2 separate regions of the Homo sapiens genome follow, and region 2 is linked to region 1. Evidence: chromatin loops called from intact Hi-C (ENCODE). Cell type or tissue: IMR-90. All regions are shown on one strand. Links, peaks and the distances in the headings refer to the core of each region. The heading gives the core; the rest is flanking DNA.

What was found. A loop is a pair of places that touch in the nucleus more often than their neighbours do. Peaks named below come from ENCODE experiments on the same cell type or tissue, not always from the same donor. Only the 100,000 strongest peaks of a DNase experiment are listed, where the experiment ranks them.
Region 2: a loop joins it to region 1, with 2.3 times the contacts of the local background. A loop is called at or near these places in 2 of 110 quality-filtered maps.

Annotation. Positions count from the first base shown.
Region 1 is chr11:95,833,273-95,849,635 of GRCh38, forward strand. MTMR2 (myotubularin related protein 2) reads right to left here. Exons shown (of 15, transcript NM_016156.6): 10 at 14,442-14,627; 11 at 11,681-11,887; 12 at 8,345-8,437; 13 at 4,822-4,935; 14 at 2,876-3,052; 15 at 1-2,179. The coding sequence ends at 2,018. It also overlaps the pseudogene RNA5SP345. Among named protein-coding and RNA genes, the nearest start is that of CEP57, 51 kb to the left of the region's middle. In IMR-90, for the core only: a CTCF peak has its summit at 2,929; a DNase peak (open chromatin) is centred at 2,939; H3K27ac peaks cover 316 bases.
Region 2 is chr11:95,982,073-95,998,435 of GRCh38, forward strand. MAML2 (mastermind like transcriptional coactivator 2) reads right to left here. Exons shown (of 5, transcript NM_032427.4): 3 at 9,448-9,651; 4 at 3,459-3,570. Among named protein-coding and RNA genes, the nearest start is that of MTMR2, 66 kb to the left of the region's middle. RefSeq lists an enhancer at 2,677-3,876. In IMR-90, for the core only: no CTCF peak of the experiment used is centred there; a DNase peak (open chromatin) is centred at 9,599; H3K27ac peaks cover 1,235 bases.

The DNA of each region.
Region 1 (16,363 bases), core at 335-5,334:
TCAACTTAATCATACTGGTCTCTAAATTTTGTAACCCTAATCAAAAAGGGAAAAAATTACACCTGCACAACCAATAGACATACAAAGTTATGAAACATGTAACTGTCAATTCAAATATTTAAAAGTTTTGCTTGTGTAAATATATAAAAAGGGCTAGTATTCCTCCTCCCTCCCTCCCACACACACCAGTGGTATATATTAAATGCCCAAGTGCATGTACTCCATATTGGAGACTTCTGCAGAAGGTGAGGGGAACCACTGGAAGGTTCTCAGCAGAGAAGTGGTAGGGTTGCACTTAGATTTCCCTGGCTTTTGATTTGAATTTGAAGTGGATGCAAGTATGTTAAGACTAGAAGCTTTAAATTCTTGATCTCTTCAGCCATTCTACATTCTTTTATGTGGTATCAGGCCAAGATAACCAAGGTTTAAATGAGGAAAATGGCAGATGCGTTTGTGAAATACTTGGAGTAGAAAGCTTAATTTTTAATTACTGATTTGCTAGCCACTTAAATGCCCTGTTAAAAAGCTTATATTTCACACAATTACCAAAGAAATCATTTTGGTACCAATTTTGCTAAATTGGATATACTAATAGAAACTTCCTCACTGCAAGACCAAGAGGGAGGCTAAGGTTCAGACTCTCTGTATAGTGAATTAGTGAGTGGAAAAACACTGTATATTTTAATTGTTTGATTTGGGTGTTGGTTAAGGAAAAATGGGTACAAACTGAACATTTTCATCTGGGGTGCATATTCCTCCAATAATTTCCAAATATTTCTGGGGAAAAAAAAGAAATGGCAACTTTGGACAAGAACAAAGTTTAAAAGTCAGTTGGAATTTCTTTTAATTAAAAGACCAAGGGGACAAGAAGCTCCTTTGTTACAGTACATTACATATGGCTCTTATGTAGAATAAAATAGACATCAGAGTCAAATGTTTCTACCAGCACCAAACTCTTACTTGTAGCAGGTGAACAGTGAAGCAAGATTTCTTTTACTGGCTTTGAGATTGTAATACATCTTTTACATGCAGTGTGTTCTTTGGTAGACTTAATCGTTGAGTGAAATTACAGAATTTGCAAAGGAAAAAAATGTAAAATTTGAGCACAGTACTTCTCACTATAAGCTATTTATACAGAATTCAGAAAAAATGTCAATCCTAGTAAGATTTTTAAATACTTCTTAAAAACTTGCTAATTAGCTTCTGTGTGTTCAGACACACAAGACAAGTGAAATACACTGTAGTAAATAATTAGTTTTTAAAATATCTTTCATGATGTTTCTGGTAATTGGGCTAATCTGAAGGGCATGGAATTCTTTGAACTCCTGTATGGCTACTTTCTCCCCTTCATTTTCCCCCAAGCACATCTATAAGGCCTCCCATTTTGGATCAACTTGCTAATATGTCTTAAGTATGTAAATAATGACGGCAATAATTTTCAACTACTACCACACCGTAGTATCTTCAACACTTTGCCTTTTACTATATGAAGAATATGGAAGTTGAAAAGTGATCAAGGTAAATCAGTTACTGAAAAAAAGAAAAACCTAGAATGGAGAAAGGGATATCAAATGATTTTGATCTGTCATGACATCAAGGCCCAATATATGTGATGCCACAGAATTTCAGTGTTGGTTTGAAAACTGATGTTCCTCTGCACAGTGAGCACAGAGTGTATTTCTAAAATGGTTTTAATATTACCAGATGCCAAAAATTTGTAACAGCATTTGCCTTTTAATAGAAACTTGTTCCCACTGTGAATCCAGGATTGAAGTATTTTAATATTCTTTGGATACTTAAAAGATTAGTATCATAATCATGTAATTACATATGGAGTTACTTCACTTAAGCCACCTGCACTGCTACAGTTCTAAACTCATCCTAGAGAGATTTAAAATAAATAAAGTGACTGAACTTTCTCTCATAGATGGGTTCTAAATTCCGAAGACTTTCTACTCATAGAGCTGCCAGTGTAATCAAGAGTGTATAGCAATGATGCCCCTGATCTTACAGTCCTTTATACAACAGTTTGGACAGGAGTGACACACTGTGCAGGAGAGCTGGCTCTCTCTGAGGATGAGGTTGATCGGTTAGAAATCTCTCTCTGTAGTTCCTCTACTTTTTTCTGAAGCTCTGCTCGTTTAGCAAGAAGTTCTTTGTATCTGTTGTGAATAGGTTCCTGCAAGAGCAAAACATAAAATATTCAACTAGGCAATCCTGACCAAAGCCAGGTCAAATCATTCCCTAAATGTTGCAGTGTATGTTTTTTCAGCTGTTGGAACCAATGGCACCTTTCCAACCCATCAGTGAAATTAAATACCGGGACTGTGGACACCACTAATCTTTTCACTGGCTTTCCCAGTGCCCCTGAGTATTTCCAAAGAATAACCTGCTGTGTAGGTGCTCCTGAAACTGGTACTTTTCCAAATACAACAAATAATTAACAAGACAATTAAAAGACAGTAGTCAGAAGATTCCCTGTTATTTATAGGTTTTTAGTCTTAAACAGTTCTAAGTAGTTAATATTCCATAAACATATTCACAGTAGACCAGAATTTTGTTCAGCTTTTAACTTTCCTAAAGCTACTTTCTTCAGCTTATTAAAACAAGACCCCCTAGAGGTTATCCAGACAGAGGAGGGAAGATGCAAGAAAAGAGAGCAGTGATTTGTCCAATGTCATACAAGCAGTCCTAAGAACCAGGTATACTGATTACCCTGCCCCAGTGTAGTATTTTTCTACTATACGATTGTTAACTATCAATGGGTAAGGAGTAAAGTTTTAAATATGCACAGATAATCTTTCCAGCTGCTTTTAAGGAGACAAAGTTGCACTGCATGAATGAAAACTCCCATTGTATATTGTAAGGCACATACCTGTGGTTTCATCCGTGGATTCCACCTTATGTAATATCCCACCCAGAGCTCTAGGTGGCGCATGCTGGCTACTGGATAAAGGACATGATTGGAATAGCTCCCATAGAGAGGATTAGTGAAGTCTTCCAGCTGGCTGTTTATGTAAGACCACAGTGACACAGTCCTTTTAGGAAGATTCTGTAGGCAGGAAAAATAGGTAAAGATTCTCCACCACATAAGCCATTTACACTTTAGATGAAATTTGTGAAGAAGTACTTTGTTGTCATTAAAATCTCTTTAGAGGAAGTGGACTTGGAGACTTCAGTGATAAACCAACTTATATTAAGATCAGAGGGTACTGGAAAACAGTATGCAGTTCCTCAAAGAGATACCATATGACCCAACAATTCCACTCTTGTACATATCCAGCAAACAGAAGACATGTCTGTACAAAAACTTTTTTATAGATGTTCAAAGCAGCATTATTCATTAACAGCCAAGAAGTGGGAACAACCTAAAAGTCCATCAACTGACGAATGGATAAGTAAAATATATCCACACAATGGAATATTATTCAGCCATAAAAAGAAATGATATAAAATGTATGAACCTTGAAAGCATATTAAAGGAAAGGAGCTAGACACAAGGTTTACATATTAAATGATTCCATTTATATGAAATGTCCAGAAGAGGCAAATCTAGAGACAAAAACATTAGTGTTTGGCAGGGGTGAATGGGGAGTGACTATTAACAGGTTTTCTGAGGTGATGAAATGTTCTGAAATGAAAATGTGATGGCTGTACAACTCAGATATACTAAAAACCAGTCAACTATACACTATCAAAGTGAATTTCATGGTATGCATATTATTATCAATTTAAAAAGTTTTTTTAAAAATAATCAATGATTCCTACCCCAAGGCTCTCAAAAAATAAAACTCTTCGAAACTTAGCTATGCTATTTCTAATGAACATTCCTTAAGTTGTTGAGTGCCTGCTATGCATAGAAATACTTACTGCATGCTAGACACTGAAGACATAAGGTGAATTTAAAAATTTAATACCTGCCTTTAAGGAAGTCTAGGAAATACTACATAGCAGTTCTTGTGGTATTTTGTATTGCTTATTTAATAATCTTCATAATTTTACAAAAGCAGACATTAACTTCCCCAAGCGAACTGTTACAGTAAGTGATAGATCCAGGATTTGAACCCAGCAACTGGGCTTCAGTGCAAGTACTTATTCCTACTGTGCTTTATAAAATAAAACATAAATACTTTGTAACCACATTTTTTAGAATAAAAGTTGATGCAGAGGGAGATACCAATCAAGATGATTAAGATGTTGATACATAGGATAGACAAGTTTTGATAAAGAAGTAAAACTTGAAATGTAATCCTTACACCATTTCTTCTTAATACCAACCCCACTTAACAGTGATACCTTTGGGGAAAAGGGATAACGAAAAACTTTAACTTTCTACATACTATCTTTTCCGTATTTGAATTTTTTTATGGTATTACTTTACAACTTAAAAAACTCAAAAACTTAACCTAAAATGTCTCAATAAGTAGGATATACTTGGGAATTTGAGCTGCCTATTCACTCGAATATACATTTTCTGCTAATTAAATTTTTCTGCACCTGCTGTAAAGGATTTCCATTCTACATGGAAAAATTGGTACACTGGTGCTCCTTAGATTTCACGTACTTCAGTTCTCTTTAGCAGAAACCACTTCCCACTCATGAACTCAGCAGACAGCTAGCTAGCACCTTCAGCCTTGTGACAAAGATACTTCAGAATATATCAGGTCCAGATATATGGAAGGAAGCCCTCAATATTATAGCATGTAAGATAAAGTATGACCCAAAAGAATGACTTCAGTTGAAATCTGTCACAGAGTACATTCTTTTAGGGAAAAGTATACAGTAGAGATAGTATGGGGAAGGTCATGTTTCATATTTTACCTCTTTTCCTCTCTGTTGTTCACTATTACAGAGGAATGTTCCGAATAAGCAGCTGTATAGGTGGTCCAAAATGGTAATGAGAAAATACTCATTGAATTCAAATGCGGTAGGAAACTGCAAATCAAACATCACAAACACATAAATTAAGACATTCTTCAAGCATATTCATCCCTGTCATGGGTAGATCCTTTTGAGGTAGTATTTAAAATGAAGTTAAACATTCAAATCTACATTATTCCAAGCCATTATGGCATTATTCGTATGGTTTTCTTTTCAAAAATCATGTTATCACTTTTCTGATCATGATGTTTCTGTATCTGCTATATCTGCTAACCCTAAATTTGCAGGCTGAATTTTGACTTAGGCAATTCTGGCAACTCTAGGCATTCTCTGCCCAAAATGACCACAAACAACATTAAGATTCTTTAAATTTTCAAGAACATAGTTGTTTTTCTTTTTTAAGGATTACACACAAAATGCCAATAATGTCTCCAGAAAATGTCAGCAATACACAAAAGTAAACATCTAAGGCAGATAATTTACAAGTCAACCAACCTATTAAATATTTAGATGGTGCAAAAATAATTGCGGCTTTTGCCATTGAAATGGCAATTACTTTTGCACCGACGTAAACTTTTCAGGGAACATCCATCCCATCAAACCAGAGTCCCTTGTAAGCCACTATTTTGGCAGCATCTAACAAAAAGAAAATTCACTCTCTAACCCAAGCCAGGGGCTTGACTGGATGTCTTAGTTTTACACAACACAATTTTAGGGGACTAATCAAATGAAAAATTACGAACCCCTGAAAGTTAGAAGGTTTCGTTTAATCCATCCTATCTAATATTTCAGAATTATTTGGAAGCTTCTATGTAAGATTCTACCAATTATAGGGCTGTACGTGATAAGAAATTATATAAATATTTAGATTGCAGACTGTGAAAATACACATTGCTTCCAAGCTTTTACATCTTAGATCCCTTCCTTTATAGTGGAGGAAAATAGTATAAACATCATGTAAATGGAACATGGATGAAAACAACTTTGCCTTAAAGTTTCCTACATTTTAGCAAGTATAGACAGGGTAACATGACAGATTTCCTAAACAAGAAAGGGCACTTACTAGGCCTTGATTTTTGTGGCTGTGAAGCTGAATGAAGCAGATGATCAAGCAGAAGATGACCAAGCATTTCCACAACAAAACCAATTGTAAAAAACTTTGTCAAGTCCCATTTATTCCTTTAAAAAATAAATCCCACCTATTTTTCACACTCTTAACAGCCCTATTATTAGCGAAATATGAATGCATCCTGAATCACTAAATAGCAATCCCAAGGATCTAAGCCTGCGATTAGTTTTTCATCTTCTTGGCAAAACTGTTAGCTCAGTTATGAGAAGACAGTGTAATCAGTAGGCATTTCCTCACAAAGAAAGTAAAATAGCAGGGCATTAACTGCAGCTATTGCTTTTAAAACCCTCAGCAGAAGAGAACTATTTTGTTTTCTTTACATGTTTAAAATCTAAAAGGCCCTTCAACAATTGCTTCCTGATCTCAGGGCTGAGGTGACAGAGATGAGGATGGAAATAGGAGGAGAGGTATAGAATCTGGCTGTCATAACATAGTTGGTTCTGTTTTGACAAATGTGCTATTCAAGTCTCTGTACTAGTATTCAAGTATTTATAAAACTGATAATTGCTAACAAACATTATGACTAGTTAATATGCTTTATATTCAGGAAGAAAATATACAGAAAAACACTAGGTGTATAAAATAAAGATGGCTACAAAGTATTTTAGGTTCTATCAAAAATACAGATTTAAACTGATTTTCTTTTATTTAGTGCCAGGCTCAAAATTAGGATTAAACTACTTTTAGATAGACAGCATATATAAAGTTAACAAAATTAAAATTACTAAGGAAGAAATGTATTATGATGTATTCTTCTCCCATCCAAGTGCTAACAAGGCCCGACCCTGCTTAGCTTCCAAAATCAGATGAGATGGGTGCATTCAGGGTGGTTGGCTATAGATTATCGTGTACTCTTCTTTGCAAGAAATTGGTAAATGTGCTTTTTTTCTAGCAAACATATCAGAACTGATACATTCAAACACATCGTTTCCTTCAAGGTATTCACCTTGGAAAGCAGTACACACAACCATCAACAATACCACAGTTTCAAAGAGCTTTCCTACTCCTTTGATGGCGAATTTTATTTCTACCAAGAGTCAAAGGCTATTTAAAACTGAATATGGTAACAGTCAAAAGTGGGGTCCTAATGTTTTGGGTCAAACATCCAAAAAAGGATTGTAGGGACTTAGGTAGTTGATATACTGCCTCAAAGCCAATTCCAAAGGAAAAAGTCAAACCTAATCCAAGAAAGTATTAAACACTGCACCTCTCCTTCCTCTTACCTCCCAACACACCAAAGGTCTGATTTATAAACCAAAACTGAATTGTATACACCTTTTCAGTATATATGCTAAAATACTAGTCTCATCATATCATAGTCATAGCTACAAAAATGCTTCATTTAACCCAACAGTTTCTAAATAATTCACCCAAGTAGAAATGCTTATGGAGGCAAGGGACTGTTAAATATATAATTGATGATTATTTCACCCCATTACCATTAATTTTCTTGTATTGAAATAAACAGTATTTTATTGAAGCTAAAAATATGCTCCTAAATAAATATGATCCAAAGCCAGGCAGAGCCAGCACTTGCCCTACTTTAAATTCATATGGCAATCTAAATAAAAACAATTCAGACTTCCAGTTGTTTTGGGGTCTAATAAACCCTTGGGTAAATAATTATCTCCCAATGAGCTGCATTCAACAGGGTTTCGAGATGGTTTGAGTCAGAATTAAATCATATTTTTAAGACAATGACCCGTTGCCTCATTAATAAAGTGATCTCACAATAAACCAGGTGTTTTCTCAGTCCCCTCTACTCTTTCCAAAAGATTAAATTCATTTATATTAATATTTCAAATAAATTTGTTAGAAGTTCTAAAAGCCATAATAGCTCTCTCTATGCCAAAAAATAAAAAGAACTGGATGTAGTATGTGCCTCCCTTGTTATGCTTTCTATATAAACATTTTTCCCTTAAAATAAAAATTTTCAGAAGAAGCAGATTGAAATTCAAAAAAAAAATTAACAGTTAAAGTTACTTAAAATATTTTATTTTGCTTGCGGTACCTAGCTTATTTTTTCTCCACTCTTAGCAATATATAAATGTGTTTTTAGGTGAGCCTATTTAACACTATTTGTTCAAAACAAATGATAAAACCTCTCAGGAGTTATTATCAATGCTACTCACTGAAATACTAATAGAATCAAATTTTCAAGTGTTAATCTTTAACCTGATTCATAATGTGACAATAAATAGCTCTCACATGGACATGGAGATGTTACAAGAATTTCCATTTAATGATCTATAGGCTAATCAGTGACCAAATCTCCCCACTCTGACAGGAAAACTGAAAGGAGATGTGTAAGAATACATAGGCCAGATAAATTACCTGTCTTGTCATCTGCCAGACACAGTCAATAAATTGAAGAAAAACAGGCGATCTGTCTGCATCTGCATGGTTCTTATCTCCATGGCCAACTCTCTGAAGCAAAAAGAGTGAAATATATGAACTTAGGGGGATTTTTCATGTTTTGATGGAAATAATTTTTTAAAAAAATAATTGGTCAATAGTCTAAAAATTTTCAAAGTCGGGTGCTGTGGTTTACACCTGTAATCCCAACACTTTGGGAGGCTGTGGTGGAAGGATCACTTGGAGCCAGGAATTCGAGATGGGTCTGGGCAACATAGCAAGACCCCATCTCTACAAAACATTTTTAAAAGCCAGGCATGGTGGCGTGCACCTGTAGTCCTAGCTTTCAGGAGGCTAAGGTGGGAGGCTGGCTTGCGCCCAAAAGTACAGGACTACAGTGAACTACGGTCGCATCACTGCACTCCAGCCTGCATGACAGCAAGGCCCTGTCTCAAATACATAAAAATTTTCAGAAAGTCTTTTAAAGAGCATTGCAAAGTAAGTAAAAAATCACCCATTATCCTGCCAAGCAGAAACATTTTGATGTGCAAACTGCTCAGATATTTTCTGACACAAGTGCTTATAATATGAATTACTACTCTGTTTAATAAACTCAGATCCTAAAAGGTTGCTAATAAAAGATGGAAGCAGTCAGAACCTCAGAGGCCAGATTTTTGTCCTGGAGATTTTAATTTCTCTCTGAGAAATAAGTTACATGGACACTGGCCTCAGAAAGCACCATTCTCTGTTCATATCTTGACCACTGAGTGAAGGGTACCCCCTCCTATCTTAGCACTAATGTGTCTTCATCAGGAGGAACCATATTAGCACACATCTTAGAAAACCTGTCAAAAATGCTTGACATCCACCCTCCAAGCATGCAGTCATCTACCTAGTTTCTCAGTTATTTCCTCTGAGGACCTTTGACTCAGATAACTGAAAACAGAATCCTGCTCCTTACCCCAAAGCAGGAATTCTAAAAGTGTGGTCCACAAACATCCAAGGGCTGTGAGGTCAAAACTATTTCCATAATATTAAGACATTATTTACCTTTTTCAGTGTGTTGGCATTTGCACTAATGATGCAGAAGTTATGAAGGATAAAAATTCTGGTGCCTTTGCAGGCATCAAGCAGGGCAATGCTTATAATTAAAACTGCATTCGTACCCACTGTATTCTACCCTACCAGACACTCACAGTTAAATTAAAGAAAAAAAGTCCATTTCTCTTATGCCAGTGTACTTAACAACGCAGTAAAAATTACTGATTTTATTAAATCTCATCCCTTAAGTACACTTTTTTTTTAATGGCCTGTGTGACAAAACGGGAAATATGTGTTAACTCTTTGCTACTGCATGTAGTATGGTAGGAGATAGCACTTTCTCATCATTTTTACTTGAAAGAAAAATTAATGTATGCATTGTGGTTAGAAAGACTTAAAGACTTTTTTTTTTTGAAAAGGTACAATGTGAATTATCACTGAAAGGAAAACAGCTGACAATATTTGTTGTCAATGAAAAAATTCAAGCTTTTGAGTGAAAACTCAATTTTTGGTGAACTTTTGCCCACCATAATGAGCTTAAAAATACTTGAAGGCTTTTCTGACAAAACCAATGGTGATGATTAACAAGTGTGATTTTATGGTATTATATGATGAAATGCATTTACATTTGGAAGATCTGTGTAACTCAATAAGCCAGTATTTTCCAAATAACCAATATGTGATGTTACAAAACCACACATGGGTAAAAGATCTATTCAAAATGGAAGTGAGACCAATGGAATTTAATGATAAAAAAAATTCATTAACTTGATTTTGGATTCCATATAACAACTAACCTCTAAGAAACTACCATTTATCAAGTTCTGGCGTAGTATCAAAGAAGAATATCTACAATTCCCTGAAAAAGCTATTAAAATACTTTCTGCTTTTCCACTTACATATCTGTATATGGTTAGATATTCTTCATATACTAAAACCAACAAAACATAACAGATTGAAGGTAAAAATAGATATAAAATTCAGCTATCTTCTATTAAGCCAAACTCATTAAATTTGCAAAAGTAAAACAATGCCAGTCTTTTCATTAAACTTTTTGTTTTGGAAAATATTTTTTTTAGTTTAAATATTTCTGTTAATATATAATAAGCTTATTTCCTAAATTAAGAAATATTTTTAAATTTTTTCAAATTTAATTTTCAATATGGCAAATATTGATATAACTCACATAAAGTTCTCTGGGTAACAAGTTTGGGGAGTTAGGAAAAAAAAGTTCTATCCATAATTGTTAACAATGTAAAGGGGGTCCTGAAACCAAAAAGTTTGAGAATCATTACTCTACATTAACCTTGTGAGCAAATCCTCTTGACTGGGTGCCCTTTAATTGTCAAGATTCTATTTTCAGAATATAACTAGGTAAAAAGAACGGGGGGAGTAGGTAACCAGAGTTAGCAATTTAGGAATCCATAGCAACTTCGAACACCCCAAAATGTTTGATTTTGAACACATTTATATAAACATGTGCAGCTTTGGCTGACTAAAACTTGATTCTTTGAAGTACGAGTTTGTTTTAAATGGCCGTTTCATGATAAGTACATTGTGTAGAGAACGGCAAAATGTGAGCCATCTGAATAAACACTCCAGGTACCCAATTTTATTTAACAGTTCAAGTTCAAAAGAGCAGACTAACTTTAAATGTCTGTTCCTTTCATGTTACAGTTAACCCTTGAACAACACGGTTAGAACTGCACAGGTCCACTTATATGCAGATTTGTTTCAGCCAAATGCAGGATGCGGAACCCACATACACAGAGGGCCAACTTTACATGGTCCCAGCAGGGCCAGCTTCAGAACTTGAATATGTGTGGATTTTGGCCTGTTCATGGGATCTGGGAACCAAGCCCCCACATATACCAAGGGACAACTGTATAAACACTGCTAGTATACTCTGGTAACTACTGGATACTAAAGGTAAACATTACAGACAGCATCTGGGTAAAGACCCTTCTAAAAGTTTTTCAATTATTTAGGAAAACGCCTGCCCAGAAACACCCGTGGACATCACTGAATGATATCCGATGTTTCCCAGTGGAGATCACAGAAAAGACTGGGTCAGACACTTGACAAATAGCTAGCTCTGACTCCAGACTAGTCATGTTAGGGATATCTTAATGCTTTCCAAAACAAGCAAAAACGTTTACCCCACTAGATAAATGATCAATTTCAGATGAATATCTTATTTTAAAAAACACATTTTTTTCACATGCCTTGGCATGAATGCATGTGATATATCCAAAGTCAAGGTTCCTTACTTACTAGTTGAAATCGATGTCCAAAACTTAGCCATTCTTTCTCCACAAGGACTTCAAATCCTCGGATGGTTCGATAGTATCCATCCAACATGAGCATGGCAAGGGAAGTGAGCTGAGCTGTGCGATCCCAACCATCACTGCAATGCACTACCACAGACGTCTTCCCTGACTCTACCTTGTCAGCAATCCTAAGAGCCCCTGCAAGAATAAGCTGGAAAACAGATTTTTTAATACATTGTTTTTAAACAAGGTAAATACTTCCTTCTTCAAAATTTACTAATACAGCTTATCAGGGATCATTATTTCAATAACATGAGGAAAAACATTTGTCCCTTCCTAAGAAGAATTTTTTTAAATGGTAGAAGATATATAAATTTTGCTTTTAAAACTAGAAAAACCTCATAATTGCTGACTCCTATTAATTTGCCCAACGAAATAGCCAAATCAAAAGTACCTTTGGGTGCTACATAAATCATGGTGTAAGATTCTTCTTAGAAAAGTTCTAAAGAGATCTGTTTCTAAGAATCAAATATTCCATCATCTATTTAAATAAAAATAATTGATATAGCAATTGAAGCCTTGTTATGATTTAAAACAATGCTTAAACCAAATTGGGATAAGCACCTGAAAGCAATAATACTGGATCTCTTTAAAATACTCTATAGCAGTTATTGTATTGTTTTGACTAAAGATTTTTATGTCACAGAGCATACAGCAAGCACAGTATAAACTTTAGAGTGAGCTACTTTTCTGTAACACTGCATGAAAATTCACAGAATATGTCAATCTGTTACTTAAAATAACTTCAGCTCTTATTTTTTTAAATATGCAGAAATCCTTTGCAAAATAACTTACCTTTTCTGAAGTCAATCTTGAGTTAAAACTAAACATAATTAGATATAACCAAAAAAGAAACACAAAAGTATGGTATCTTAAAAAAAAAAAAAAAAAAAAAGGACAATACAGCCCTATTCTTCTCTGCAATGGCCATATTGTATTATACTTGAAAAACAGTATAGTTCTACATACGCAGATGAGAATGAAAGAAAACAGATTATTAAGCTTGGAAGTATGATAACCTCCCCTTGATCACAGCTATAAGCATATTCTGGAAATGGGGTACTATGACGATCTTGACTATATATCAAGAGTCATTTGTAAGCCTGAAGTGCCTAGACCTCATTGTCCAATGATCCTAATTCAGTATCTTAAATAAATTCCACCTATAATTCTAGTGCATATACGAAGTTAAGAATCACTAACCCAAAGGCTTAGTTAAGATTGATCAGGAAGAGTTATCCAAAGTAGTAATTGTTCATTCATTCATTAAATAAACATTTATGGAGTCCCTTACTAGAAGGTAGATACTGCTCTAGGCACGGGCCATACAGCAGGGAACAAAGTTCCTGCTTACTGAAGTTTACATTCTATTTGGGTGAGGCCCACCAGTCACAAATAAACAAGGAAATATACAGTATACCAGATGGCAATAAGTGAAAACGCTCCATAGAAGTTATAGGGAATGCTGGTAGAACTCTTATTTTGTAAAGAGGCTGGGAAAGGTCTCTCTCAGAAAGGTGATATTTGAGCAGAGACCAGAAGAGAGTGATTGAGTAAATAAACTTTCTTTGTGTGATAAGGATTGGGGGAGAATAAAGTAGTTTAGCCCAACTATATGTCTTATAACTCTAGGGAAATTTGATTCTGTTATAGCCAGCCTTTTAGAGACCATGTTGAAACTGCAAATTAAATATCTGGAGTTTTCAGAATCAAACACAGCGATTTATGTTAGTTCCAAATCAAGCCTAAGGCTGTATATTTACACATCACATAATTTAATGAATGGGCCACATGAACATGCTCTCTGAGTAGTGTTTATACTTTGTGATTTTCAAGCTTCTAAGCTTCTCAAAGGGAAACAATAGTAAAAATGGTCTATTTAAAATTCTTATTCAGTTTGGTTTTCTCTTCAATTCTGTCTGAACTTCAGAGATTTTAATGTGAGCAGAAGTATCCTCCTTCTTAACGTGAAAGACTGCATTTCCCATTACCTCTTAATATTTATATATGTGGTTACATAAGTCTACATTTTGGTGAGTTATGTTACTGACAGACCATATCTGAAAATATAACTAGATTAAATTAGCATGTTAGGTAAATTAGCACTGACATGTGCTCTGCGAATGACTTAGCACTCAGTGTGGCTCATGCAACCACTCCACCTCATTTCCCTGATCAGAATGGTTTTAACTTCACAAATCAACTAATATTTATTGGGTACCTATTCACACGGATAGTGCTGCCCTAGCTCCTGAGAGGACAAAAAAATATATGTAGGATTTATCCAGTCTTGGTCTCCATAAATTAGCAATATACGTTGGTTGACACACAAAAGCAAACAAAGTACACGCTAGTTCCTGATTAGATGGAAAGACAGGGTAAAGAGTTCAGAGAAAATGGAAAAGGATGCAATCTGGGAAGACCTTATGGAAGAAATGAAATATGAACTGGAATCTGAAGGATGGTTCGAATTCAGATAGGATGGGAGGGGGAACAAAAGAAATACAACATAACCAAATGCACAATATAAAAAACCAATTCATTCAAACATTAAAATTCACTAGTAGTTCCAAGTATCAAAGCATTTACCCATTTTTCATTGTTTAGAAAGGTACCTTCATGTTGATTGCAATTATAAGTAAAAAGCTAATATAAACAAAGGGGTAGAGAGAGTCTTTGTTTGGGATATAGTAACACACACCCACCTTAATATGTTCTAGCCAATGAGTAGATTCCAAGTTAGACAACCAGTGGGTTTCCTCAATGTTGGGGTACACAATCTCCTTAAGTTTTCGTAATGATTCTCTCATAACATGAATATTGTGGATATCCAGGAAAACTAGTTCAGCATTTTGATAGGCATCTTCACTTTCATAACCTCCACCCTTTGCCTGGAAAAAAGCACACATCATGGAAAATCATAAATGAATGCACATCTGTAAACAAGTGACATAAAATATCCAATAGCATAAAAGATGATACATATTACTGGAGACAAGGAAAACTCCACAGGAAAATGTGGATGGCTCAGGACAACTTATTTAGCACAACCACTCGCTTTCTTGTGTTCTTCTTTACAAAATGAATATATACGTAGTCTGACTTGCCCATATGGCCATTATTAAAATTAAATATGAAACACATAGGAAGGTATTTAAACACTGTAAAGCACTAAATTTTCCCAGCCCATACGCCAAGTCCTACCCAAACATAAGTTCTTACAGATGACTTCCTTTCATATATACTGAAATTACCAGACTGTAAGTTTCATGTGCTGAGACCACATGTCTGGTTCACCTATGCTTCTTCACCTCCCTGCCTCTTCACCTCATTTTAATCTTCATATCTGAGAAATAAACTCTTTGCAATCAAAATGACCTGCTTCTTTTTTAACCACATAATTCTCTTTAAATAAAAAGACAGAACAAGGATAAAAGCACAGAATGCTATCATCATCAATGTTCTCAAAGACTTAAATCTACATCTACAAAATAGAATGAGAAAATATTTGGTGTTCAAAATAAGCTATGGCTAGAAAGAAGAACCTTATTTTTCTGGACTTAATCTTTTTATATTTCATGAATAAAATATTCTATCTCCTACCTAACTCGTGTAAAATTATACTTCTTAGAGCCCTAATAGAAACAAATTAGGAAAATACTGGAGCAGTAAATTATACAAAATTAAGTGATTATATGACCCACACCTTTGAAACAACAAAACCACCAACTCATAACCAGCAACAAACTACTGAAAGAACAGAAGTTCAGCTTCCTTTCTGACACTGAGAGTCTGGGAAATCGTTTGGCACAATTATAGAATTTACAGTATTTCAAGGGATACCTGTTAAAGATTACTTCTGAAGAGTGGGAATAAGACAGGAACTTTCAATTCAAATTTGTTGCAACATTCTAGAAAGACAGCAGTGGTAACAACTATACAGAACCTGTCACCGAAACACATAGAATAAAAATGCCCTGGATTCAGGTAGTGGCATGGTTGTACAACTTTGTGAATATACTAAAAGCACTGAAATGTACACTTGAAAAGATGAGCGCTTTTCAGTAATGGTACCTGCTGCTGTAGTTATGTCTTCTCTCTCCTTCCCTCCTCCTATAGATTTGGTCAACTGAACCAAAATTTCAATTTCCACAATGCTAATATTTATTCTGCTGGAACAATCAGCTACAGCTAACTGCCAATTCTTCAGTCTGAATAACTTGTTCAGGTGGAGGACGGTCAGAAGAGGGCACCACTAGTCACCGAGAACACTAGTTCGCTATTCCTAGAGCAGTACTATACAGGGACTTCAGTGAGTCATAAGCTCAGTTAGTTGTCAACTTTGGAGAAGTGGGAAGCTAAGAATAACTGAACACCTAGTTATTATGTAAGTAAGCAAAAGTTTATGCATTATTTTTTATTAAATGATTTTTGCTCCCAAAACAACACTGTTAACTATTATTATTCTCATTTTTACCAATAAACAAATTGAGGTCTAAAGAGGTTAAATAACTAACTCAAAATCACACCATCAAGTTGAAGAGCCAAGACAAGAACCTATATGTTTACCACTGTAGAGCCTGAGCTCTTTTTACTACACTGTGGCCCTGCCAAACTCAGCTGATTC
Region 2 (16,363 bases), core at 6,602-11,601, 160 kb after region 1:
TGTACCAAGATTAAAATAAAAAATGATTTTAAAAAGAGTTTGTATTGCGTTTTGTTGCTTATTTCATCATCAGAAGACATGGGAAACGCAATGCTCTAGAATAATGATTCTGACCCACTTGAGTGTCAGCAGTTGGATGCTAAGGATTTCTCCCTTAGAAAAACACCAATATTCACTGTGGAAGAGACTGCTAGGTGCCTACCCAATATCCAACCTCTCTATATTCCTTCGAAACAGAGCTTTGGTTTTAGAAACAGAGCCTTCTTTAGAAACAGAGCAATGTGCTCAGCTGAAAAACCACATTCCCCAAACTTCCTTGTCGATGGGGTGGGCGGGAGGGTCCAGGTGAATATGTTCTGGCTAAGGGAATCAGATTTCTTTTCTTTCCTCTTCCTACCTGGAATACAGGTATGAGACTAGTGATGTGGTAGCTACCAGGCAGCCCTTAGGATAGAAGCCACATGCTGAAAGAGATGGAGTGGAAAGATAAAAGATGCTTGAAATCCAGCAAGCCAGCCCTAGACTACTGTGCCTGGGATCCTTTTATGTGAGTAGGAAAAGAAAAACCTCAATATCCACCTTGAATTGTGTATAGTATTCCAAAGGGCGCCCAGCTTTTTCAAAGCTCGCTCATAGGCCATGGTATTAAAAAACCATGTTTTAAGTACAGTATGCACTGCATAACAATGTTTGGTCAATGAAGGACTGCATGTATGACAGTGGTCCCATAAGATTATAGTGGAGCTGAAAAATTCCTATGGCTGTATTTTAGAGGACACTCTAAAATAATTATTAAATGCATTCGCTCACCACTCACTGACACCCAGTGTGACTTTCAGTCCTGTAAGCTCCATTCATGGTGAGTGCCCTACACATATGTAACATTTTTTATCTTCCTTTATCATATATAAAAAGCATAGTAAATGTTTTTACTATGCTTTCAATAATTATTTTGGAGTGTACTCCTTCTACTTATACAAAAAGTTAACTGTAAAACAGCCTCAGGCAGGTCTTTCAGGAGATATTCCAGAAGAAGGCATTGTTATCATAGGAGGTGACAGCTCCATGTGTGTTATTGTTCCTGAACACCTTCCAGTGGGTCAAGATGTGGTGGATGACAGTGATATTGATGATCCTGACCCTGTGCAGGCCTAGGCTAATGTGTGTTTGTGTGTGTTTGTGTCTTAGTTTAAAAAATAAAAACAAAAAATTTTTAAAAAATTTTAAGTGAAATAAGCCAGGCACAGAACCATACGTTCTCATCCATATGTGTAAGCTAAGTTGCTCTCATAGAAGTAGAGAATAGAATTGCGGTTTCTAGAGGTGGGGAGGATGTGGGGAGAAAAAGCTAGACAGAAGATGGTTAATGGATACAAAATTACAGCTAGATAGGAGGAATAAGTCCTGGTGTTTTGTAGCACTCTAGGATGACTATAGTTAAGGATAATTTATACTATGTTTTCAAATACCAAGAAGAGGATTTTGAACGTTCCCAACACAAAGAAATGATAAATGTTTGATGTGATGGTTATGCTAACAACACTGATCTGGTCATTACACACTGTTTACATACATCAAAATATCCTACTGTACCCCATATATATGAACAATTATATGTCAATTAAAAATAATTTAAAAATTGTAAGAAAATAGAAAAAAAGCTTCTAGAATAAGGATATAGAGAAGAAATATTTTTGTACAGCTGTACAATGTGATTGTATTTTAAGCTGTGTTATCACAAAAGTCAAAAGTTTAAACAATTTAAAAGTTGTAAAGCAAAGCAAAAAAATTAATGTAAAAGTTAATTTATTATTAAAGAAAGAAATTTTTAAAAATAAGTTTAGTGCAGCCTAAGTGTACAGTGTTTATAAGGTCCACAGTAGTGTACAGTGATGTCCTAGGCCTTTGCATTCACACGCCACTCACTCACTGACACCCAGTGCAACTTCCAGTCCTGCAAGCTCCATTCACGGTAAGGGCCCTATACAAATGTACCATTTTGTATCTTTTTAATTATATTTTACTGTACCTTTTCTATGTTTAGATACACACAAACTTACCATTGTGTTATAACTGCCTACAGTAGTCATCACACTAACATGCTGTATAGGTTTGTAGCCTAGAAGCAATCAGCTATATCATATAGCCTAGGTGTGTAGTGGGCTAGATCATCTAGGTTTGTATAAGTACACTTTATGATGTTTGCACAATGAAATTACCTAACAACGCAATTCTCAGAACATACCCCCAACATTAACCAACACATGGCTGGAAACTGCATCTTATCTTTCAGCCTCCTTGAGACAATCAACTAGAGAATCCTGTTTTTGCTCTGAGGCGAAGTAATCTTAGAGAGTGGAAAACATACATCCCATTCCTAATGTTACTTGTTGTCTTTAGAGACAGTGTCTCAATATGTTGCCCAGGCTGGCCTCGAACTTTTGGGCTCAAGCAATCCTCCCACCTCTGCCTCCAGAATAGCTGGGACTACAGGCACGTGCGACTGAGCCCAGCTCCATTCTCAATTTTAGTTGAAAGAGGCAACCTGTTGTATTTGAGGGGGTTTAAATAAGTCAGGACAACATATTTAAAAGTACACTTAACAGTACCAGGAAGTATTTATAAAATAGGGGTGTTCACAGCCTTTCTTTCTTTAGAGAATCTTCTTTATGGCTTCCTGGACAGATGAAGGTAACAGGTAAGGCAGAGAGAACTTAGGAAACCCAAGAGCGTAAACTTAACTTACATCAAAAAGTGCAGAGCATTTTAGACAGTTTTGGGCAGAAGCGTATTGAATAGTTGCTGAATAGGAGAAGGCAGAGCAATATAGGCTGGGTTTGGGAAAGGTTCTTTTGGAGTTTCATGAGCGGGAGGAGAGAGAATTTGGGGGACTTTTGTACTTACCATTTATTTTATACTGAGAGAGCTATTAAGAAGATTTGCTTTGTGATTTAAATGGAGTTCACCTTTGGTGTTTTTGAGAGACTTCGTGAAAACTAAATCTGCTTTTCAAGTATTCCTTGGTGGCAGGACCATTTGTCTTTGAAGGGGAAACCTTGGAGATGGGCTCAATGGTGGATACAAAAAGACTAGGATTTGTGAAAGTTACACATGTGCCTGTCTAAGAGGGAGAAATGTCTGCTTACCTTCTACTACCTGGGTTAAGGTATATCTTTGGAAGGAGAATGATTGAACCTAACAGAAAAATATTTAGCTCTTTTGAATTCTCAGAGGTAGTCCAGAGAGTGGTGAAATATGTGAGTACAGGGCATGACTAAGCAAAAACTGATGAAAGGACTAAAAAATATTTAACTGTAGTCTTGGCATGAAAGTCAAATGGGAGTTAGAAATTCTAAGAAAGATATTATAATCATATGTGAGTTACAGGGATTATTGAAAATTGAAGTTTTTTTTTCCTTTCACAGCTATAATTTTTATTAATTTTTAAGAACACTTACCAGAATACTGAGCAGTTGGTTGCATATTGCCCACATTTCTTCTTTGGTCTTTATAATCTGGAGGTGGCCTTGACAAATGTCGGTTTATCTGATCTTGTGGAGCAATTTTCTCCTTGAGAAATGATATGAAAGCATATTATGTTGCATCATTCCCTTTTCACTTGTGAAAATACATGTAAAATTTTGTAAAATTTCAGAAAATATAAGAACAATTTTGCAATCATGGGTTACAAATCATGACCTTATTTTGTAGTCTTAATTCAGAGACAAATCTTTTCAATTTCAATAAACTTCCTGTATGGAAGTATAATTTCTACTTTTCCATAACAGTCAACATGTGTTTTGGTTCTAGTAACTACTCCTATTTTCTTTATTTTGCAATTCAATTTCAATGAGAACTAAATTTCTGTGATTTTTCAAGATGCTAATTTCTAATTTTGTCTAAAAACAGACACAAACAAGGTCACTGTGCAACCTCCAAAACACCAAACACCCCCCTCTCTTGTTAAATGAGTGATAGCTACTTCTTTATTCAATGAGAATAGCACATCTGATATGCTTTGGCAGGTACCTACGTAGAATTCTGGTCCCACACAGTGGGGAAAGCATAGGAGGTAGGGTTTTCAGATAAAATACAGAACATGTAGGTATTCTGTATTCTTATTTGTTTTTGTTTGTTTGTTTGTTTGTTTGAGATGGAGTCTTGCTCTGTCACCCAGAGTGGAGTGCAGTGGTGTGATCTCGGCTTACTGCAACCTCTGCCTCCCTGGTTCAAGTGATTCTCCTCCTCCTGAGCCCCTGGGATTACAGGTGCCCGCCATCACGCCCAGCAAATTTTTGTATTTTTTTTTAATAGAGATGGGCTTTTACCATATTGGCCAGGCTGGTCTCGAACTCCTGACCTCATGATCCACCCAGCTCAGCCTCCCAGAGTGCTGGGATTACAGGCATGAACAACCGCGCCCAGCTCTGTATTCTTATTTGTTAAATCTGATGACCCTAGGTAGGAGGAGATGTCAGGAGATAACCAACAGGTACCGATATAGGCACTATATGAATTTTATCTCTTTTTTACCTTCGCATAAACAATTCTTAAAGGTAGGTATGATTATTTCCACCTAAAAAATAAGGAAATTAAAGCCTTGTTAGGCTAAGTAACTTGCTCAAGGTCACACAGTGGTAGAACTGAGACCAAATCCTGAGTCCAAAACTCAGGCTCTTTCCTGACACACAATACGAGGCCCCTTGCTACTCTGTTTCTCAGCTCCCCATTCTAAAAGCACAGGTTTGCTGTCCTCCCTTCATTTCTTCCTTTTGGAATCAGCCTTTTGATCTTTAGAATAGGTGACTTTGGAAGCTAAGAGAAAAAAAAAGAGACATTCTTTTAATATGTCAATATCCTCAGTCAAAGACCACTAGGAACACAGCTGTTGGCTTTATTACTTGTTGCAGCAAGGGAGAACACACATCATGAGGGGTCACAGGGTGTCTCAGTAGGAGAATGTTAGAAAGAATCTGTCCTGAGATTTGGACTTTGAGTGATTTCGGAAGAGTCTAAGGAAATGGGGCTTTGTTCTAGATTGGAAGCTGTCACAAAGTAAAGTCAATTCTAACTGAATAAAGAAGTAGCTATCACTCATTTAACAACAGAGGGGGGTGTTTGGTGTTTTGGAGGTTGCACAGTGACCTTGTTTGTGTCTGTTTTTAGACAAAATTATGAAGTGTTATTTTGTCTCATTTTATCATGGTCTCAGAGTAACCCTGTCTGAGGTTGACATTCTGTAGGATTGTTTATACCCAACAGAGAACAAAACAGCTTGGCTGTGAGTATCATATCAGCTTTGGGAATTAAGGGCTGCTTTTTATCTTGTTTGGTATGGATCAGGGAGTTTTTAGAATGACTTCACTGCAATTTTGTATGCATCCCAAAGCAATCTCAATTTTCAAAATAAAAATAATCAGCATAGGTAGACGGAGAACACTATAATTATAGAAAAGTCAACAAATAGAAAAGAAAACTTTGTAATAGATACATGGGTAAATTAGCTGGAAAACAAATGTGCACTGCCTAACTTAGAACTGACTTAAACCATGTGTTTCTCAGTTTCCCATCACATTCCAAACCTTCTTAGTAGAATAAGTCTACTATAAAGGAGAGGAAAAAGCCTTAAAACAACAACAAACCAAATTTAAATTCTTGTTGCTAAGAAAAAGGCTTGAAAGACACAGTTTTTTGCACATAAGTAATTCATATAAAACACAATTTTGATGAGCTAAGTGTAAATGAATCAGAAACATATGGATTACATTTCTTTTAAACATGGGTTTACAAATTAAGGGAAAAAGTGGTTGGTGAAATGCTCTTTGGTTTTGCCCAAACCCTAAATGTTTAAGAAACAGCTTGAGATGTTCCATGAACCCAAATGTGGTGATGTTCAACCAGCTCTGCTGTAAACTGTTGTGTGAGATGACAGTTTTGATTTTATGCCAGCATGGACTTTCTGAAATCCACTCTTTTCCAAAAGCATCTGTCATTCTTTCTTATGTAATTAGGTGTTTCTACCGTTTATACTGAAGACAGGATGTGTGTGTGTGTGTGTGTGTGTGTGTGTGTATGTGTGAGAGTGAGAGAGAAAGAGAGAGATAAAGAGAAGAAGGTGCTTGACTTCCCATCATAGACTATATTGTAAACCTGGATTTATTTTTATATATCTTCAATCTAATTATTGACTTTTTTTTTTCTTTTGAGATGGAATCTCACTTTGTCATCCAGGCTGGAGTGCAATGGCACGATCTCAGCTCACTGCAACCTCTGCCTCCCAGGTTCAAGCGATTCTTCTGCCTCAGTCTCCCAAGTAGCTGAGATTACAGGTGCCCGCCATCATGCCCAGCTAATTTTGTATTTTTTTAGTAGAGACGGAGTTTTACCATGTTTGTCAGGCTTGTCTCCACCAGAGGCTAAACTGTTGTTCAAAGGGTTTTCATTTATATATATATAATATTTATAGTATATATATTTATATTATATATATTTACATTATTATATATAATATTTATATTACATATATCATTTATATATATATATCCAGAAATTTAGGTTTCTTAAACTACTCGTTCACAAATGACTTAGATTAATAACCTTGCATATGGACATAACACAGAACTGCCATGTTGTTCTTTTGTGCTGAAGAGCAGCAAAGACTAGCCTGCAATACTGAATAGAGATGGCTACATTTTGCAAAAGACTGACATTCCTATTCTGTGCAAGTGTAAACATATAGGCCATTCTTGAGAATACTTTTATGCAATATGAAATTTAATTTATGAACTAATATCTAATGATAACCCAATCTGTTGGACTTGAAAACCCATTATAGAAATCATCTGTTATAGTACATATCTGTTCTGCTTCAGTTTCTCCATCTGTAAAAATGTGAGATGTGGATAATTATAGGACCTCCCTCATATTTCTATTTAATTCTGTGAAAATCCAGCTTGGTGCCTGGCATACAGTAGGTACACAATGCGTGTTGGTAATTACGATGTCCGTTGTAATAAGTACTATTCATGTCTCTTCTTTGTGCTTCATTGGTAGGAGAATAATAGAGAATAAGGATAACAAACTTTCATGAGACAACGTCTCAATTTAGGTGCCTATGTGGCCTTGCCAACTGACTGCAAATGACCACAAAGCATATGCTAATGTACAGTGGTATCAAAGACCACTTCTTCCTGGATATGCTAAAAAGCACAGACACCCTCAATGGTGTCCAAACAAAGAGAAATGTGAATGGTTTTTAAAAATCACAAAAACAGCAGCCTCATTCTCATTCATCTCACAGTTTATGCCACTGCCCTTTGCACCTGTCCTAGTGGTGACTCAACTGGGGCCCAGTGGGAGTTAGCCCAGTGCCAGGCCAGGACCCTCATGGAATGTATATGCTACCACTTCCTTGCCTTTTAACAAGAGCTGAAAATCAACCTCTGTGTGTTATAATTCATGAAATTAGTAGTATTGATGGTAGTGATGAAAGTGTACCCAGTAAGTCAACCTTAGATTACACATTTTTCTCTCTGCTGTCCTTGTTTCTAAGTTCTTTAGCTTATAAGGATAAAAATGGGAGGGGAAGGGAACAGGGGGGAGGACTGGAGTTTTCAAAACTATGATTTCTAGAAGAAACCAGTTGTGTCACTTTGTGATCCAGTCTGTGACTCCCTTAAACCTTATGGCAGTATTCAACGTCATCTGTAATCTTATTTCTCAATATTCCTTATTCCAGGTCAAATAAATTTACTTCTCACTATTTCTTTTCACATGCCCTGAATACGAAACTTATTCCACTTGTAATTCCTTTAAAAGTGTGGTTGTTATACTATGTTTACTTTTTATCAGGCATTAAATATTTCATAATGCAATCTCAAACTCACCAACAAATTCACACCCAGGCTGCACCTTTTGGTGCTCCACCCTCCACCTACAATAGTGGACCCCACCTACTCTATCAGAATCCTACAGTCCTTCAAAATCAATGTCAAATTTTACTTCTTTGGGAGACTATCCTCAATCTTTGCAGGCTGGATTTAATCTTTCTTTCCATTACATTTTCTCTTACTTTTTATACTTTTTACTGTAAAAAGTATACTTTTTTCTCTTACTTTTTATACTTTTTAGTATATTTTATACTTTTACTATAATGCAAATCTGAATCTAGTACTTCCCCTTGTGTTAAATCCTTAAAATCTCTTCTGTTGCTTTTTAATGTAAATTCTGGCCTCTCAAGCCCTATCCTCCTGCTTCTTATCCCATCTTTACCCATCAATTCCCCCTTCTCGTGCACACTCAATACCTTGGCAGGCATAATATGTAGTATCCTTTATTGTCCCTAGGTCTTTGAATATGCTGGTTGTTCTGGCTGAAATAACCCTCCTACTCATCTCTTACTCCACTTTCAGATATTCGGTAGATAGAAAGTTCTTTCTGAAATCATTTCTAGTAGTTACCAGAGTATGGCATTTAATCACATGCATTACAATTGGCCAATTTATCTGACATATCCTCAGTGGGCTCAAGGCTTCTCTAGGGTGAAGAGAGGATTTGCCTTGTTTATGGCTCTCCCCTCATTGCAAATTATTATTTACTGAATAATTATAGCACTTGTGATACCCTGCATTTCTGACTCTCACTACAAAGCTCCTTGAATATAAAATTATTTGATTTTGTTGTTATCTTTTCTGTATACTTTAGCTCTAATTCACCTGGAGATGCTTACTTTTTATTTCATTTGGCCAAATAGTTTGAAGGGAGGCAATGAAACCAGGGCTGAGCAGATAAATACTGAAGGAGGGTTAATGCATGAAGAGTGTGTGGGAAACACAATCTTGTCTTTCTTAAACAGTCAAATATTAGGTTGGTGCAAAAGTGATTACGGTTTTTGCCATTAAAAGTAGTGGCAAAAATCGCAATCACTTTTGCATCAACCTAATATATACAGTGCAAATGGGAAATGTATTTTACATTTTCTTTTAAAAAATCCCCCATTGTGAGTTGCTTTATTTTGGAAGCCAAATCTTGGTTTTGAGGCTCCATGTTGGCTTTTAAAATTGCTTTTGAAACTCTTATCTCTAAAATCAGTTTGGATTTGAGTTGATTCAAGTTCAGTTTACTGTTTCTGCCCCTTAAGCCTGGGGAACAACACTGGTTTCTTTTGCCTGATTCAAATGCCCATGTTGGTTGTTCTAGACATTCCTGGGCTGGGCAGGGCTGGTTAGCAGAGGTGCCATGCATTCCAAGTGTCCAGCAGTTGTTAAATCAAGTTTGGGTTTTTTTTTCTTCCTGCAGTACACTAAATGTATGGAATTATCCTCTCTTACAGTCAGCACACCTTTGTTGCTGTCACGTAAGTAGGCACAGTAAATATAAATGGAAAAGAATAAACTCCCTCTGTTGGGTCAACAGGTTTGTTCAGTAGAAATTAAGAGAAAGTTTTACCGCGTCAGCCAGCATCTGCTGCTGGAGAAGAAGTTGCTGTTTCTGCTCCATGATCTGCCTCTGTAGAGTCTGCTTCTTTCCCATCAATTGCTGATTCAACAGTGATTGCTGGGAGTTCATGTAACCACTTCCAGTGTTTGGATTTGAGCAGGGGTTAGGACTTGGACTGGGGCCTGTGTTCTGGCCTACCACAGAGTGTTGATCCTAAAGAAGAGAAAGGGGGAAGGAAAAGCTACTGTGAATTAAAAAAAGAAAAATGTAGCACAAAGATCATACACTCAGATTCCAAACATTTTTCATCTTATTAAAGATCAAACATGGTTAAATGGGTTGGAGATCAGAGAATCGCTTTTTAAATGTAGAAGAAATAATTGCATAACACAGCAACCAAAGCAGCTGGGTTAATGACATTAGGGCACTGGAAAAGCTCCCATGAGGACTCTGATTGTGGAACCTCCACATTCCAGAAGGTGTTTATGGAACCTCAAAGAAAACTACCATAAAAACATATGGCAAACCTCTCAATTTCTCAGGAATAAACATCATAACCTAACAAATCCTTCCTTTTCCCAAAGTTAGCATGTATCATTGCTGATCCTGCAATGAAAGTCATGTTTTAATTCACGTGTTTAAAAGTTGAAACTATTTTGGACAGAAGGCATTTTGCCTTACCCAGCTTTCTGTGACAGAAAGGCAGGAAGGCCTCTAAGTTTCTGTTTTATAAACTCAAACTTGGAAAGGACTTCACTTCTCAGGGCCTTGTAAATTTTGTTCCGCAGTCAACAATTCAGGTATCTCGGCGCAAGAATCTCAGTAAAAGAATACCCGACACACTGACAATGAGAAAATATTGATTAAAAACTCAACTGTATATCAAATAATATTGGGTATTGGTGAACTGCCTTTCTAATTTGAGGTCTCTACCAATTTTTTGGCATTGACAGATCAGGACTCTGCAAGACAGTAAGCTAAACCCAGTTGAATATTCTCATTAATTCCCAATGATGTATTTAGGATTGAGCTCTACACTAGTACACTAGTAGGGTTACAAGAAGACTAGAAAATATGGTTATCACCTTAGAGAATTTATCACCCAAGTGAGGGAGAAATGCTTACATGTATAAATATAAGAAAATGTAAAATCAAATTTTAGTTTACATGATATAAACACTAAGTCAAAAATTGTTATACTTTGATCAGAATGATCTGGGAATCAGCTTATAAGGCAGATGCCCTGGCCTTGTCCCAGGGATTCTGAGGCTATAGATCAGGGTACCTCCTTAGGTTATTCTGATACTCATTGGTCCAGGGAATATGCTTTGGGAAACACTGAATACATGGGAACAAAAGAAATCCAACTCTCTCTTTTTTTTTTTTAAGAGACAGAGTCTCACTCTATTACCCAGGCTGGAGTGCAGTGGCATAATCATGGCTCACTGCAGCTTCAACCTCCCAGGCTCAAGCAGTCCTCCCACTTCAGCCTCCTAAAGTGCCTGGGACCACAGGCGTGCGCCACCTGGCTAATTTTTAAATTTTTTTTAGAGACAGGGTGGCTAATTTTTAAATTTTTTTTAGAGACGGGGTCTTACTATGTTGCCCAGGCTGGTCTCAAAGTCAAGGGCTCAAGTGATCCTAGATCCTTGGCCTCCCACAGTGCTGGTATTACAGGCATGAAGCACTGTGCCCAGAAAAAAAAAAAAAAAATCCATCTGTCATTCACCAACTAAACTATGTAAGGTTACAAGACATAAAAACATTAAGCAGGGAGTTGGGTGCGGTGGCTCATGCCTGTAAACCTAGCACTTTGGGAGGCCGAGGCAGGTGGTTCACCTGAGGTCAGGAGTTTGAGACCAGCCTGGCCAACATGGTTAAACCCCATCTCTACTAAAATATGAAAATTAGTTGGGTGTGGTGGCACATGCCTGTAATCCCAATTACTTACTCAGGAGGCTGAGGCATGAGAATCACTTGAACCTAGGAGGCAGAGGTTGCAGCGACCCGAGATTGTGCCGCTGCACTCCAGCCTGGGTGACAGAGCAAGACTCTGTCTCAAAACAAAAACAAACAAACAAAAAACCACAAAGCAACTCCCATGATACCACATGAGTAGAGGTGGTAGGTACACTGTTTGTGGAAATTATCTTTTTTATTTCTTTCTCTTTCTTTAACTATGTGCCGAGCTGAAATAAATAAACAAGTAAGTAAGTAAGCCACAAGCCGAAAGCCTTGGCCTTGCTTTAGTAATCTCTGAGGCTACAGAGCTCACCAGCTGCCTCAAAAGCAAAGGGTTACAAAATAATTCTAAGGGCGACCATCCACTGAGGCTTATTATCAGCCAGTCACTGTGGTCCGTGCTTTACGTGATTTATCTCATTCACTCCTCCCAACAAAACAATGAGCAAGAACTTGTATTATTAACCCAACTTTGCAGATGAGAAACCTGAGCTCAGAGAGATCACATAGCTGTAAGTGGCCGAGGAGGATTTGAAGCCAGGTCTGTCTGACCCCACAACTCTAGTTCTCAATCAGTACACTTTACTGCCTGTCACGTGAGACAGGAAGCATTGAGAAGAAAGATTTTTGTACTTTAAACCTGGGCCAACCCATCAGTTCATGCAGCACTCTTCCCAGGGTTGAGCACCCTCAGGTCAGGAAGGTGGAAAGAAGTGTGTTGGAGAGAAGGACAGGGGAGTGAGGACAGGGTGGGGAGATCCTCTTCACTAGTTAGTAAAAAATAATTACAGCCATCTCTGAGGTACATCCTTTGAGCAGCTTAAGGAAACCATCCTCTAATATATTTACACCCCTATGACCAGTCAGTTCTTTCAACTTTAAATCCATCATGAATTTCGGAGACTTCACCGCCTGTGTTCTATAAGCCACTAAGAATGTGGACTTGGAGACAAGTACTTGAGGGTCATTGACAGAATGGCAAATGAGGATCGGTGAGCTGAGTGTCTTGGAGGGCAAAAGGAGGAGGAAATACATGGAGGATTGGGGGCTGGGCCTTTTGGTGCACCCTGAGTAAGGACAGGGAAGCAGAGCCTGTGACAGGGGGAAAGAGGCAGGATCAGGGAAGCGTAAAGACAGCTGGAAGTGGTGGGGGAAGACATCAAGGTGGGAGAGAATGTATTGGAGATGGTAGTTTGCTTTCTACTCTCCACTTGAACCAGAATAGAAAGAGTCTGCTCTTTTCTTTGTTAGTTTGGAGTTTTATGTAAGACTTTCAAAAGAAGATTTTGTGTTTTTTTGTTTTGGTTTATTTTTTTAAGTAGCTGACAAGCATAGGTAGAAAAATTCAAAACACTTTTCTTTTCATCTTCTTTGCATTGCCATGCAATGGACAAGACCATAAGCTCCGGAGATAGGTCCACCTTGGTTCATACCCCAGTTCTGACACTTAGTTGTGTGATGTGGCAGAAGTTAATTCACCTCTCTAAGCCTCAGTTTTCTTATCTGTAAAAGGGAAATAATAACAGTATGGATGTCACAGTTTCCCTACAAGAGTTAGGGGAGATAATCCAATACCTACCACGTAGTAAGCACTTACTAAACAATAGCTGCTCATAATTATTAAAGTTATTTCTACACATAGGAACAATAGTCTGTTTACGTTTGTTTTCATTGTGAAACAAAGGAGATAGAACTCGCAGACTACAGAAAGCTGTTCTGTGTCAGGTCTCTGAGAAATGTAGAGGTCTCAGTTATATTGCAGATTATGAGCTGCCAGGGATTTGGGAAATTACCTTCATCCTCCTACTTGAAGATGCCAGAAGATGGGTGGGGTATCATTCTCTGATGGGCTGTCTTTTGGGGTGTGCTTCTTTCTTCTCAGTTAGGGGCTTAGCTCAGGTCTCTGTTAGCTTTGCTCTTTGCTGTTCTGGTTTTTATTCTTTTAACATCCAATTATTTATGCATAGTGCAATCATGTACATTTACTAAGTACCGTGCCTTAGTTTCCTCATTTGCAACATAAAGGTAATACATTAATTACCTAAAATTTAACAAGATGAATTTTAGAACAGTGCCAGGGACTTAGTAGAGATGTTTGATACACTTTAACTATTATTATTTTGTTATTTCTGTATTTTTAAATATTAGATGTTTTATATCCAATGAGTCTTATGAAGGAGCTCACACTGTAAGTGTACCTGGACTACAGATGTGGTGTGTTTGGCCCCCATCATGTTTGAAACACAAATTGCTCTTTTTGCTCTCCAGGTGGCCACAGCAGCCTCTACTATTCCTTACTTTATTATACCCACCCATTTTCCTCACTTCTATCATTTGCCTGGTCCATGTAGGCCATCTGAGTTTAAGATCTCTGGCATACAGTTTATCTGGGAAGATAAGCTACACATACCACACACTCCACATATCCACTCACCCAAAGTTATGACAACAAAAAGCAATGCATAATCATTTCCATTAGGTGGTATGATACCTACTAGTGTCTTAAGATTAAAACCCAGATCATGGCATACATTTACCTATGTAACAAACCTGCACATCCTGCACATGTACCCGGGAACTTAAAAGTTGAAGGAAAAATCAATCAATCAATCAATCAATCAATCTCAGATCACCTAATGCCTAGTCACCCATGAATCCATCAATCCATTAATGCATTTGACAAAGTATACTGAATGTCTACTCTGTGCTAGGCAGTTTTTTATTTTCTAGAGACCAAAATGTACTTAGAAATGGGGAAAATGAAGAGAAAGAAAAGAGGTAGACAGAGTGCTCAATGTTGGCAGAATTGATGAGCTCCAAAATAACTTCCAGAGAATTCTGGAAAACCAACCTTTTCTAAGATTTATAAAAGATCTGCATGCCAGGAAAATGTAACTATGTCTCTTTCTCTCTCTAATCAAACAGATAGACTGTGCTAAATGTAGTTTATTTCCTTCACGGTACCAAAAGATACTTTAGGACCCTTTTCCCTAGGGTCTGAAGGGTTTTCCAAATTTGAAACTGGTGCTTGGGTGAAGGGAGGTGCCCTGGTATGGAGGAAAGAATGAGATAAATCCTTTCTTGTAATTTTGTAAAAGATTTTTAAATCTTGTAGTTTCTAACTCATGGGTTTTACCATGTACCTACTATATACATTCTTTGAATTCATGATTGAAGTAATATTTCACTGCTCTTGCATTTTTTTGCCCTTATGTTTGCTGTAAAACACAAAACACCTCCTTATACAAGCTTGCTGTCATTGCCAACATGTTGTGCAAACTTTAGTACATAAAATAGTTTGAAAGAAAAAACTGCTTTGATGCATTGGCTTCGATTTTCATACTCAGCCTCACTCTTTGCCTTAAATTCAACCCATGTAGAACTTAATAGAAATCATCTGTTTTTTCCCCAACACACATTTTCTCCTGAAGGGCATATGAAGGCTGTGGTAAAAATCGCACATTCTCAGCTGATAGATGAGAGTATGTGTGTATGTGTGCATGCATGCATGTGTGTGATTGTGAAAGAATTAGGCTATTTCCATCTAGGTAGTCTTTCACATAATAGAAAACCCAGTTTTCTAGACAAACCGTAGTTAAAGATTGATTTGGCAGCAAGGAATAGTCAATGACTGGTTCAAATCATGAACTTGCATGATCTTTCATTTTACATGTTCTTTTTCTGTTTTTACCTACAAAATTACAGAGTTTGGTTCTAACCTACAAAATAGGTTTCGCATCCAATCCTCCTGGGTTTTAAATCAATTATGAGTGCACAATAACGTATATTTATTGTGTACTCCTAGATAGTTTTCCACGTTTGTGAGTGTGTGTGTGCATGCGCATTTGAGATTTTTAAAAGTCTTTTTATAGTATTAGTCCCTGAGATAGTGTAGCATGCCAGTGCTTAAGTATGGATAAAACTTCTTGGTCCCTGTTTTAACCCAGCACAGGACTGCCAGACCAATGAAAACATGTTTGTATTCTTTTTATAAGGTTCAATCAATCAACCTGTCTTTAGAATTATTAAGTTCACTGCATTCTTATTCATTAATTCAACAAGTATTTATTAAGCATTGCATTCTTCTGGGCCTTGGGGATAAAGCAGTAAAAAGATACTGAAGGGACTTCTCATGAACCTAAAACAAACAACATTTTTATGAGTTTTAGAATCATAATCGCTTAGTGGGATACACATCTTTTTCTCAAAATGCCATCCCAATCAAAAAGCATTTGAGATCTTCATTTCAATATTTCTGAGCTGTACACAAGTGGTCCCGAGCCCACTCTAAGGCCCACTGGTGAGCATCCTCTTCTTCTAAGGCTTTGGCCTTGTCATTAGAAATTCACTGCTCTGTCCCTAACCACTGCTAGTATTTAGTCATCCTATCTCTGCTCTTTTACTCTGAGAATGTTTTAAAATTATCTCAAATCAGTAGTGAAGATCTCATAATACAGTCATATATATATATATTTTTAAAATGTTTCCATCCTCATCTGTCATTTAAGAAGATGCTAGATATTCTTGATCAAACTGCTATACTCAAGAATTTTGGACTCAAACTCTATACAGATACTAGACTCTTTATATAGCAACAGCTTCCTTATATAGCAAAGCCTATATCTACCCATTTATCCACTTTTCTATCTATCTGTCTGTCTGTCTGTCAGTCTGTCTGTCTGTCTGTCTGTCTGTCTGTCTGTCTATCTATCTATCCACCCCATCCATCCATCTACGTACCCAACCTCCTTACCTGTCCATTCTAGTCCAAATCTCCAAAGTGCACTTTCTTCTACCACATCCCTAGCAAATGATCATTCAACCTCTGCTAAAATTACAGAAACATTCTTGATGTATTATTTGGAATGCTCTTCAGAACTCCAAGCTGCTATTCTTAACAGCATCTGAGCAAAGAAAATGCTTTGGACATGATGGGTTTCATTCATTCACTTATTTTCTAAAA